Linked DNA regions of Mus musculus: region 2 is linked to region 1. A link is a loop called in an ENCODE intact Hi-C map of the cell type or tissue named here. Cell type or tissue: heart. All regions are shown on one strand. Links, peaks and the distances in the headings refer to the core of each region. The heading gives the core; the rest is flanking DNA. Region 1 holds the start of Cntrl (centriolin). Region 2 overlaps Stom (stomatin).

Region 1 (5,380 bases), core at 119-5,118:
TGGACCTAAGAGATGATGGCCCAGGAAAATGAGATGACAGCGGCATCTTTGCTTTGGAGAGCCTTCGTTCAGAACCTTTCTTCATTGCAAGAATAAAACCAGGTGGCCATCAAAACCTGTAAGAGTTTCCGAGGTCTTTAACAAGGCTAAGTCTCCACAGCTACTGAGAGTGTTACATTCTCTCTAGAGCTATCAGATCATATGCTGTCAACGGGAAGGCTATGGAATAGACTCTGCCCACACTTCTCCAAGCTTATGGACCAGTGCTTCCTTAACCTCTGATCAGCCTCCACAGAAGGAGACCTGGAAGGCCTGTCATTGACACATGCTCAGCTCAGAGTGTCCCTAGTTACTTCTTTTCTCAGTTTATCAGCTCAAACTTTTCACAGGTCCTTTCCATACAAGGTCACATACAGGAATATTTGACAACCAACACTTGTAAGCACTCTATCCTCCCAGAAGCTGGTCTGGGACACCATGCTCTACTGACATAACCCTGTTCTACTCCATGGCCTCCTTTGCTGGCTCATGTTCCTCTACTTCCTCTAAATGTCAGCGCTCCTCCACAATTCCTTTTTGTTCCCTTTAAACATCACCTTGGGCAACCTAATGTAGACCCTCAGTTCTCAAACGTACAGCTAATTTTTAGGAAAAAAAATATTTAGTGAGATAGTATATTAAGTAGTTTTCAATCCAATGACAAGTTGGTATCAGAAAAGGATATTGTAATAGAATGTTGCATACAAATCTTTATATAAGTTGAATTTGGCCTGAGGCTGCTTTCCTTTGGCCTTGAGTTTCCCTATAGCCAAATACTACCTTCATGTACAAAACGAAACTGAAAGCCCAGTTTAACAATATACTTTTGAAAAAACTAGCTGAGTGTGGTATCAGACCATCTTCAAATAAGACAAATGCTCATCTGCAACCAACGAAGCTGTCCTTGCAGATTCTATTTCTGTCCATAAGTGCTGTCCATTCTCAGAACCCTGATTCACTGAGAGGGTCAGCCTATGAGATAGTGTGTGTTTCTACATGCAGACTTCACAGGAGCTATGGCAACTCAGGGAGGGAAGCAGGGGTGTGGAACCATCACTTAATCTTTCAGTGATCCAGGTTTCTGGAACCCACTGAATACTTCCCTAATTCTATAGGAATCATTACTTAGAAGTAATAATTTACTAATCAGGGGAAGTAACATAGGACCTCATAATAATTTAATGAGGATTTGATAAGAATAATTCTAGATGGTTTATAATTTCAGATTTTTTAAGAGAAGACTATGATGTAGGATACAAAATAATTGAATTGTCTAGTGATATAGAATGCACTGCAACCAGAGACATGGGAGCCAAATAAACCCTTTCCTCCCGGAGTTGCTTTCTGTCACAATGTCTTACCACAGCAATGGAAACCTTAACTAAGACATCTAGGAAGTGGTTAAGGGACATGCCCAGAGCCCCAGTGAGATGGCTCGGTGGGTAAGGGCATTTTCTGTGCTAATTTGACGTTCTAAGTTCTGTATCTGTAGCCCACGGAAAAGTGGAGAAAACCCGACTCCACAAAGTTGTCCTTTGCCCTCCATATGCGCATCACGATATGTGTCCCGTGTCCGTCCCCCCACCCCCATCATCCACACATGCTTCAAAAAGGAAAAAAGGAACAAGCTCAGAGTCACAGAACTGAGGTTAAACAGCAGAGCCCTCAGGACCGCCAGCCCATCTCCATCGCAGTTATCCCGCAGACGGTGACACACCCCGGCACTCTTCCCTCTCTGCGGGAACCTCATCCTTCTAAGCGCCGCACCCCAACTTTGCGACTCAGCAGCGCCCCGACCTAGGCTGTGCACGCCTCTCCTCCCCTGCCCTCCCTCCCCTGCCCACGCCGGCCCCGGCCCTCCTCCTTCCCGTCCAATCCCCTTTCCAAGCACACTCCCCCGCCCCGAATGCGTCCGGAGCCGGCACACCTCACGCTGGACCAGGGCTTTCCGGCCTTTGCCGCCCGCCACCCAGGCTCGGTCCGGACGCCGAAGTACACTCACCGCCTCAGCACGGGAAGGAACGGCCTAGCGGGAGGGGCGAGGCGGAGACGCCGGGATACTTCCCCTCAGGAGACCGACAGCACAGCAGCCATTTTGTTGTGTTGTGCCGGTTGCCGAGAGGGCCAGCTTGGTGTGGGCGGGGCTTGTTATCGCCACGCCCCCGACACGGACTAGTGGACGGGACGGGGCGGAGGCGCTTCCCGCCACCCTTGCCGCCTCTGCGCGCGCTCAATTTGGGGGTGCGAAGCTTCCGGGTATGAACCTGGCGGGCTGTGGTCAGCCCTCTGGGCGCCGAGTCTGTGAGGAGAGATTTTTTCCACTGAAGCAATGGGGGAAGGCTTACGTTCCTCTCCCTAAGGCAACAACCGGAGGAACCAGTATGGAGATGTTCACAGCATTCGATCTTGGGATGATGGAAGGCAGGCCTTGAGCTCTCCCGTGTCTCGATGCACACTATCCTTTACGCGACTATTTTGGAGGCAAATTGTCATACTTGGAAACTGATCGAGCCGGACGTGGCTGCACCTCAAGACTGCTTGGGCTCCAGTGACCATTCACTTGAGCTATATGATCCTAGGATTCACAGTCCAAGAGTGCCCCTTATGTTAGTACAAAAGAACTAAAGCAAGCATTTACAGAGACTTGAGCAGATCATGCCCCAAAGAGCAGCCTTCTACTGTATTTCCTAATTGTCTGCACCATGTGCTTGCGGAGGCCAGAAGAGGGCATCAGATCCCACATAACTGCAGGTACAGACCTTTGTGAGCTGCCATTTGGGTAGAGGAATCGAACCTGGGGCCTCTGGAAGAGCAGTTATATGCTCTTAAGCACTGAGCCATCTCTGCACCCTCTCCATCATCTTTCTTAACTACCTTGTTCTCCAGTCAGGCATTAACGTTTCCTTTCTTTACCACAAACTTCCTGGCTCATTTTTCTAACACTTTTACAAATTTCCTTTCTGCCTCAATTTCTACTCTCATGTAACATATAATCGTCCCCATTTCCAGCAGTTAACCTTAATGATTTGAAAGAACTTAGAACAGTAGCTGATAAGTCTAATTTTTATCATTAAGCAAGACTTCTTAGAAGTCAACTTTCATCTTAACTCTGAAAGAAGAGTTTAACCAAGGGCAGGTGTTTGCTTGGCAAAGAGAACAGCTTGTACAAACCCCAGGAAGGATTGGGAAAGTTGGCAATGAGCTGGACATTAAGTAATTCAGGGCGGTTTGAAGAAAACATAAGTAATGCACAAATGCAGTTCAGTATGAATTATGCAAACGTCTGGTGTGGTGACGCTAAATATGAAGGGGAACCTTTTAAGCAGCATGAAGCCTGTTTGTAGAAGCTGAGGTCGTTTGACCTAATGGGAAGTTCTGATCATTTCCAGCAGGAGGCACTATTGGATCTGGTGGGCATGGTCCTCTCTTTCTCCGCAACTTTGCAGCACAATTTTTGGCTGTTGGAAAGCAAACTCTATGCAAAGATCTATTTAACCTTGAAAGGACTTTGGACCTATTTTCAGACAAAGTTCAGATGTTAGGTATTAGTTCAGTGTACATTGGTGAGATTCTGGTCTTTGGTACTTGTCTTTCAGCCAGAGACTTGGATTAATTGCACAAACTCATGATTGTTTTCCCTAATCTGTAATGGCATTCAGATGAGTTCCATCGTCAGATTACACTGTGCCAGAGTCAATTCATCAGTCCAGTCAGTAGTCATCAAAAAGTACACACAAAATCCAGGGGTCTCTCTCGGAACACTCATTTTTCTCTGCTTTCATGTTGCCCTATTTTCCTCCTTTATAGAGATATAGTAACTAACCTTCTCTGGGTCTAGCATGGTGGAAATCTTGGTTGTACCTCCAGCCTCAGATACTTGCCATGATTATTAATAGTCCATCTTAGCACACTGGAAGAGGCACCCCCAACAAGAGTAAATATACAAAAGAGTGAGGGCAGCTCACATTCCATGCTAATTTATTCCCTGGTATGAGCTGTAATTTTTCTGGATTACATTTAGATTACAATATAGATATTAGCTGGGGAGATGGGAAGGCCATCTGGCTTCTGGCTGTGACTTGTCTCCAGGGCTGGAAGATGAGCCAGGGCACAGTGACTTAGGTTTTTCAAGATCTTTTGTCCAAACCCTGGCAAAGCTATTGAGATTGCTCTTCTTGGATTCTCTTACGAAATCCACACTAAATACTCTGAGCATCACCTTTAAAAGAGAACCAGAGGAACTTGTCAGGCAGAGTCGGCCAGCTTCCACCATTGCCATTACTGTGACTTCCTAGTGTGACTTTAAAAATTGACTAAATTATGGCTATATTTTGAAATAAAGCTTGTTCTGTTATTTGGAAATCTCATACATTCATGTAGGGTATTTTTTATCTGCCTGTCTGTCTATCCCATTGGGTATTTTTGTTGTTGTTTTTTTTTTGGTTTTTTGTTTTTGTTTTTGTTTTGTTTTGTTTTGTTTTGTTTTGAGTCAAGATTTCTTTGTGTAGCCTTAGCTGTTCTGGAACTAGCTGTGTATACCAGGCTGGCCTCGGATTCACAGAGATCCACCTGTCTCTGCCTCCTGGGTGCTGGGATTAAAGTTGTGCACCACCACCACCCAGCTATGGAGTAGTTTTTGATCAAACACAACCCCCTCATTTCCTGCCCAGTTCACCGGCACACACTTTTCCTTCCCAGATTAATGTCTTGTTTTGTTTTGTTTTTCTGTAAAGCCACTGAGTTTATTTAGTGCTGTCTGTATGCGTGTGGGCATTAGGGTTGTCTACTGGAGCATGGGTAGACTCTCAGGGGCCTCATCCCTGCGAAAGCTGAGTCTTCTAACACCCATCCATTGCCAATACCTCCTCAGCTAGGCTGGAGGCTTGATTCCCCATCCATGCTGGGATTTTGCCTGACTTGCTCATTTCTGCTTTTTACCCTCAAGTCTCACAGAGTAAGGTACAGTTTACAAACAAAAAATATTTTCCATGATAAATATAAATCCTCTCTTAGAGGCTTGCGAGTGTAGACATGAGAAAATGACCTGATTCTAGACGAAAATATCAGATCGCCTGCTGCCGTTTATAAAGTATCAAACTTCACAGGCTGCTTTTACTATCTTTTCTCAATTAACTGGGTTTTTGTTGCTGTTCCTGTTTTCTTGTTCTGTATTCATTTTGTTAATATGTGGATACGAAATAACCCTAGCATGTAAGTATTCTGTGGGTATGCTTTAGGAATGAATTTAGATACCATATTGGCTCTCAGAGAGATGGTATGCTAGTTAAAAATGCAGAAGACTAGGGCAGGGAGATAGGGTAGTAGGATTCCAGGCTTCCCT
Region 2 (5,380 bases), core at 179-5,178, 220 kb before region 1:
CCTTCCCCCAACTGGGAGCATAGCAAAATTAAAGAGAGCCATAGCAAAACTGACCCTTAATAGGCTAAGCACTACCCTAAGTGTTTTATAATGTGATCTTATTGAGTCCTCACAACTGATACTTAGTGACTTAGTCACAAAGGCTTAAAATTCAAATGTAATTCTAAAATGTGAACAGGAGAAAAGTGCCAAGTCTGCCTCTTCAGTGCTGGTCTCTGGCTTTAGATCAAAGTGTGGGTGTGTTGGCGGTCTCCTTCACCTGTACTCAGACCACCGAAGTGGGGTTGGATTTGGAGCCCCACCCTAGGACCCCCCTGTGGGAAGTGGATTTGGAGCCCTGCCCTAGGAATGAACTCAATCTCTATTCCTAAAGATCATTATATTTTTCTTGCTCACAGACCAATTTGAGTTTTGGTTCTAGACCCCTTTTCTTGGTTCTACACTTGGCTGTTTTAGACAGAAATCTTGAGTTAGTGAAAATGATTGGGCTTTTTCTCAAGTATTATACAATTGAAATTTTGCTTGGCTTTGTCACTTTTTTATTTAAAAAGCTTTGCTTTTACTGTGTGTGTGTGTGTGTGTGTGTGTGTGTGTGTGTGTGTGTCCATCTTGTGGAGAGATCAGAAGACAACTTTTGAGCTTTTTCCTTCCAACAAGTGTGATCCAGGGATCAACTTCAGGCCATCCATGCTACAGCAAGCACCTTTGTGGGCTGGGGTAGCTCACCTGCCCACCTTTTAATCTTTGTTTTCTCACTGGTAAGCCTCAGAGATTTAACACTAGGAAGAAATCTATTACTATAACATACTAAACAGAACTTTTTAAATGTGCGTCATTTTGCCAAACATCTAATTGCAATCCTGGGACAAGGAAATGTCTTTATTCTCTGTCTTTCAGTAAAGAAACTGAGTCAGAGTGATAAAATTTCAGACAGCCTAAAAAATTGAGAACCAGGTTTCCAACCCAGGCTCTGACTTCCCGAGGGATGTTCCCAGTCCTGCAGCGATCCATAAAGGAGGTACCACAATAGAGGGTCTGGTCCAGCCTCAGGACTTCACTGAGGGTAAGAGGGAGTAAACAAAGGGAGCCTAAAGGATCAGTGTGACTCAGGACCTCCCAGAGAAAGCCACTCCAGAGGACTGCTTCTGATGGAAGCATGCAATTACACAGTGCCAACTCTGCCTCTTTGTGTCTTTGTGGAGAAGTGGTCCCCCGTAGATAAACATGGCCAAAGCTAGGACCAACCAAGGAAGTTAAGCTAGAGCAGTGGACAATAGTGCAGGTGGATGGCAGAGGAAAGTGTTGTTGTAAAGAAGAGCCTTGTCAACAAGATAGATCCCTGGGGAGGATCCCTTGGAAAGAAGCAGAACCATGGGACTGATATGTTTATTTCAGTTGCTACAGTTGATCAGAATGGTGGGACTTTAACTTCTTCAATAATTGACCTGATTAAACCACCAGTGGTGATAAATGAACTCAAACGGAAGACTAAGACTGCAGAAGCTATTGTTTATACAGTTTGTGATGAAATAGATTTCAGTGTCACTGAATAGCATATGCTTTACACTGTAAAAGACAGAGTGAATAACTATCTGGCCTGCTTTTAAAAATGTAAAATGTTGATAAAGTGATTCAGAGGTGACTAAACTAGGTAATGAGTTTTAAAGAGGGCACAGGCAGGCAATTTCCTGTAAACTGTTATGAGCACATAGCAGTATCTGCCTAGAATCCTGCATATACTTGTGTCTTGACTATTGTGTAATGTAACTGTCAGTTGGACCCATCTGTTACCCTTTCCTTTTTTGCCTCATTGTAAGAACTCAGGGTGAGCCAGGTGGTTGTGGCCTATGTCTTTAACCTCAGCATTTGGGAGGCAGAGGCAGGTGGATCTCTGTGAGTTCAAGGCTAGCCTGGTCTACAGAGTGAGTTCCAGAATAGCCAGAGCTACACAGAGAGCAGCTCAGTATGAGGCATATAGCAGATGAATAAATGTTTGCTGAAAGAAAAGGGAAATGGGAGTAAATCATCTTGTTAAACGTTGATAGTTTATTGTTTTTTGATTTTTAGGATGTGGCAATTCTTTTCCTTATGTATTCTTAAGTCTGCTTATTCAGGTGTGTATTAACAATAAAGGAACTATAATTGGCAAGGAAAGATAGTGTACCTTATGAAACCCGAGAGAAGTTAGAGAATCTAGAGGATACAAGTGTGCCTCAGTTCTCTGTAACACACTTGCACCTCCTTTTTCTTTTCTGTCTCTGCCTACACTCTGGGACTACCAAAGAAACCTGGACCTCAAGCTTGTGTTTGATATTTTAGTAGATGGAACCTTGGAGATATAACCAAGAAAATGCCTTCAATTATGAGACAATAAAAAGGATGCCCACTGAGGGAAGGTAGCATGGTCCAGGGAAGTGAGTGGCATTAGAATGGAAAGCCTGGGTTGTGGGCTCAGTACCATCACTCACTACCTGGGTCACTTAGGCAAGTTCCCGGACTTCCAGAGTCAGTCAATTGTAGGCATAACCTTACTGCCCTATCTCCCAATAAGATCTGTGTAGGAGGTACAGAGGGCTTTGTGCTCACAGATAAGCACCAGGGAACCAGGAATGTTAAACACATAGGGTTGGCTCTGCAGAGAGGGGGATGTTTTCTGCCCAGAACGCTGAGAGAAGAAATAGGTCAAAGCTTGGTGAACTTTGTCCTATCTTTATGGCCAAGGCCACGCCAGGTCCTCCCACAGACCGCCATCATGAGCTTATTTTTCTCAGTCAATTGACTGACCCCATCTTTATGGAAGATGTCACGTGTACTTCACAGAGAGTTTCCATGTAGCATGGCTTAAGCTTTACTGTGCACACAGGATTGAGTTCACTAGCATCAGAAAATTTTTTTCAGCAAATTGTGCTGTGGTTGAATATGCCTAAAATAAACTACTTGGGGTCAGACTCTCAAAGTTTGAGCCAACACTGACTACTGAGTTGTGTTAACCAAACTGTCTTCTTATCTCTCACACATCAACACTCTGCTGGCCCTGGGATCTCAGAGACCCCCACAGATATATGTGAATCTTCTTTTGAAATGTTGAGGTTTTTTTATGATATTACTTCATAGAGAAAAGAAAGAATGAAAAGATTAAAGATGACTAGACTTGCAGGGATATACCCACTTCCCATTCAGTTCACGTTCAGGAGAAAGTGGGAAAGACGAGAGTGACGGATTCCCTGACAGAGTTCACAACTCTTTACTGCCCCACGTGTGATCTGTTCTCCCCCCCTGAGATGGAATCCCCAAACACATTGTTAGCCTTGATATTTTCTCCATGGCATGCAGGTCCCAGAAGACAGTTTACCCAATAAAACCACTTATTCCTTATGTGGTGGTGTGAATAGGCTCAGTGTTTGAAGGCTTGACCCATAGGGAGTGGCAGTTAGGAACTGTGGCCTTGTTGGAGGAATCTGTCACTCGGGGTGGGGGGATTTGAGGTCTCAGAAGCTCAGGACAGTCTTTTTCTGCTTCCTTTGGATCAAGATGTAGAACTCTAGCAACCATGTCTGCCTGGATACCATCACCATGAGGATAATAGACTAAACTTCTGAACTGTAATCTTGCCCCAATTAAATATTTTCCTTTATAGGAGTTGCTGTGGTCATGGTGCCTCTTCACAGCAGTAGTACCCTAACTAAGACACCTTATAAGCTATTTATTAATTGCCTTATAGTTGTATTGGTAATAGTGGTCACTGCTTGACTACCCTTATATGTCAAGCAAGCATTTTATGTATTTTTTTTCATTTGGTCTTCATAACACTGTGCACTAAGTACTGTTCTTTCTTCCATTTTACTGATGAGAAAATGAAGTGCTAGGATTGGAATTTGGCCCCAAATTGTCATGCTCCTACATATATCTTAGCAGTTCGTCTGAGGGAAGAATTAGGAATCTAATGATAAAGTGTCCTCTGCCAGAGCAAGCAGTGCTCCTAACTGCTGAGCTCTCTCTCCAGCCTCTGTCAATAGTTTTTACATTAAAAAAAAAAAAAAAACACCCTCAGTCCAGCGTTTATATTTTTATACGGTCTTTTTTAAGGGTCAATGTTTTGTTACAAATGAAAATCAGATGTCAGTTTATGTAAGTAAGTTTTATTAGAACACAGCCACAATCCTTGTCCCTGTGTGTTGCCCATGGCTGCTGTATGCTGCCATAGTAGACTTGAGTATTTGCTCAGGCTCTGTGGTCTGCAAAACCTGTTTTCTCTTTGCCTCTCTCAAGAAAACACTTGCTAAATTCTAGAAGTCTGGTGTGGGATGCTGGTGAAAGGGAGGAGGAAGAGGAGGAAATAGTTGTATCTTGAATATAAATACTTTTGGAAGTAAAAATTTGCCAAGATGAGAAAATGAAGTGCTAGGATTGGCCAAATTTTTCACCAGCCTGTTTCCCCTTTAAAAAGTGTTCTTAGACCCAGATAGCATGCATTTTTAAGATAAAATTCCCAACTATTTTATCTGTCTTTACCTAGATAATACTGTTCATGACAGTTTACAACAAGATGTTCACCTACATTCTGTGTAAGGAAAAGGGAAGGATTGCCTCTTAAATACTGCAATGCAAACGGGTTAGCCCATCCCTTTCCCTTTGTGCAATGGGGCATGTGACTCTGAGTCCCTTATTTTAGATATAAGTCATGTTTCTGGGCTTCCCCAGCAGAGGAAATCCAATACATTTTGGATTAATTAAATCTCAATGGTGAATGGGATTTACTCATGCTTTTTATTGTGCTCCAATTCATCTTAGAATAAAACAGCTGACACAGGACATAGAGTGTCATACACCACTCTGAACAGTCTAGGAGCTCCCAAGTGAGGCACTTCTGCTGTCCCTGTAGCCAGACGACAAAAGTGACTATACAATGTGAACTTTTACATTCTATGATTTGGTTTGGTTTTATGTTAATTTCCTTGAGGTGAGGTCAATTTGAATAATAATAAATTTAAATGTGTAGATATGTGTGCATTTTCAGTCCTTTTGAGATAAATTATTTATTATTATTATTATTATTATTAGTAGTAGTAGTAGTAGTAGTAGTATTGGTTTTCCAAGATAAAGTTTCTCTATCATAACCCTGGCTGTCCTGGTACTCACTCTGTAGACCAAAAACTGGTCTCAAACTCGGAGATCTGTCTGCCTCTGCTTCCCAAATGCTGGGATTAAAGGTATGTACCACTCTGCCCAGTTTATATGTTTTTATATGCACAGTCTTTTGCCTACAGGAATTTCTGTACATGCCTTGTCTGTAGAGGCCAGAAGAGGGCATTGGATCCTCTGGGATTGGAGTTAACAGAGGGTTGTGAGCTGCTGCATAGCTGCTGGGAATCAAACTCAG

Evidence for each region. Peaks named below come from ENCODE experiments on the same cell type or tissue, not always from the same donor. Only the 100,000 strongest peaks of a DNase experiment are listed, where the experiment ranks them.
Region 2: a loop joins it to region 1, with 5 times the contacts of the local background. A loop is called at or near these places in 1 of 42 quality-filtered maps.

The regions. Positions count from the first base shown.
Region 1 is chr2:35,106,291-35,111,670 of GRCm38, reverse strand. Cntrl (centriolin) reads right to left here and starts at 2,175. Exons shown (of 44, transcript NM_001379274.1): 1 at 2,042-2,175; 2 at 1-116. The coding sequence starts at 85. In heart, for the core only: CTCF peaks have their summits at 2,764 (motif pointing right) and 3,438 (motif pointing right); a DNase peak (open chromatin) is centred at 2,180; H3K4me3 peaks cover 1,965 bases; H3K27ac peaks cover 1,318 bases.
Region 2 is chr2:35,330,258-35,335,637 of GRCm38, reverse strand. All of the region lies in intron 1 of Stom (stomatin), which reads left to right. Among named protein-coding and RNA genes, the nearest start is that of Stom, 4.1 kb to the left of the region's middle. In heart, for the core only: no CTCF peak of the experiment used is centred there; no DNase peak of the experiment used is centred there.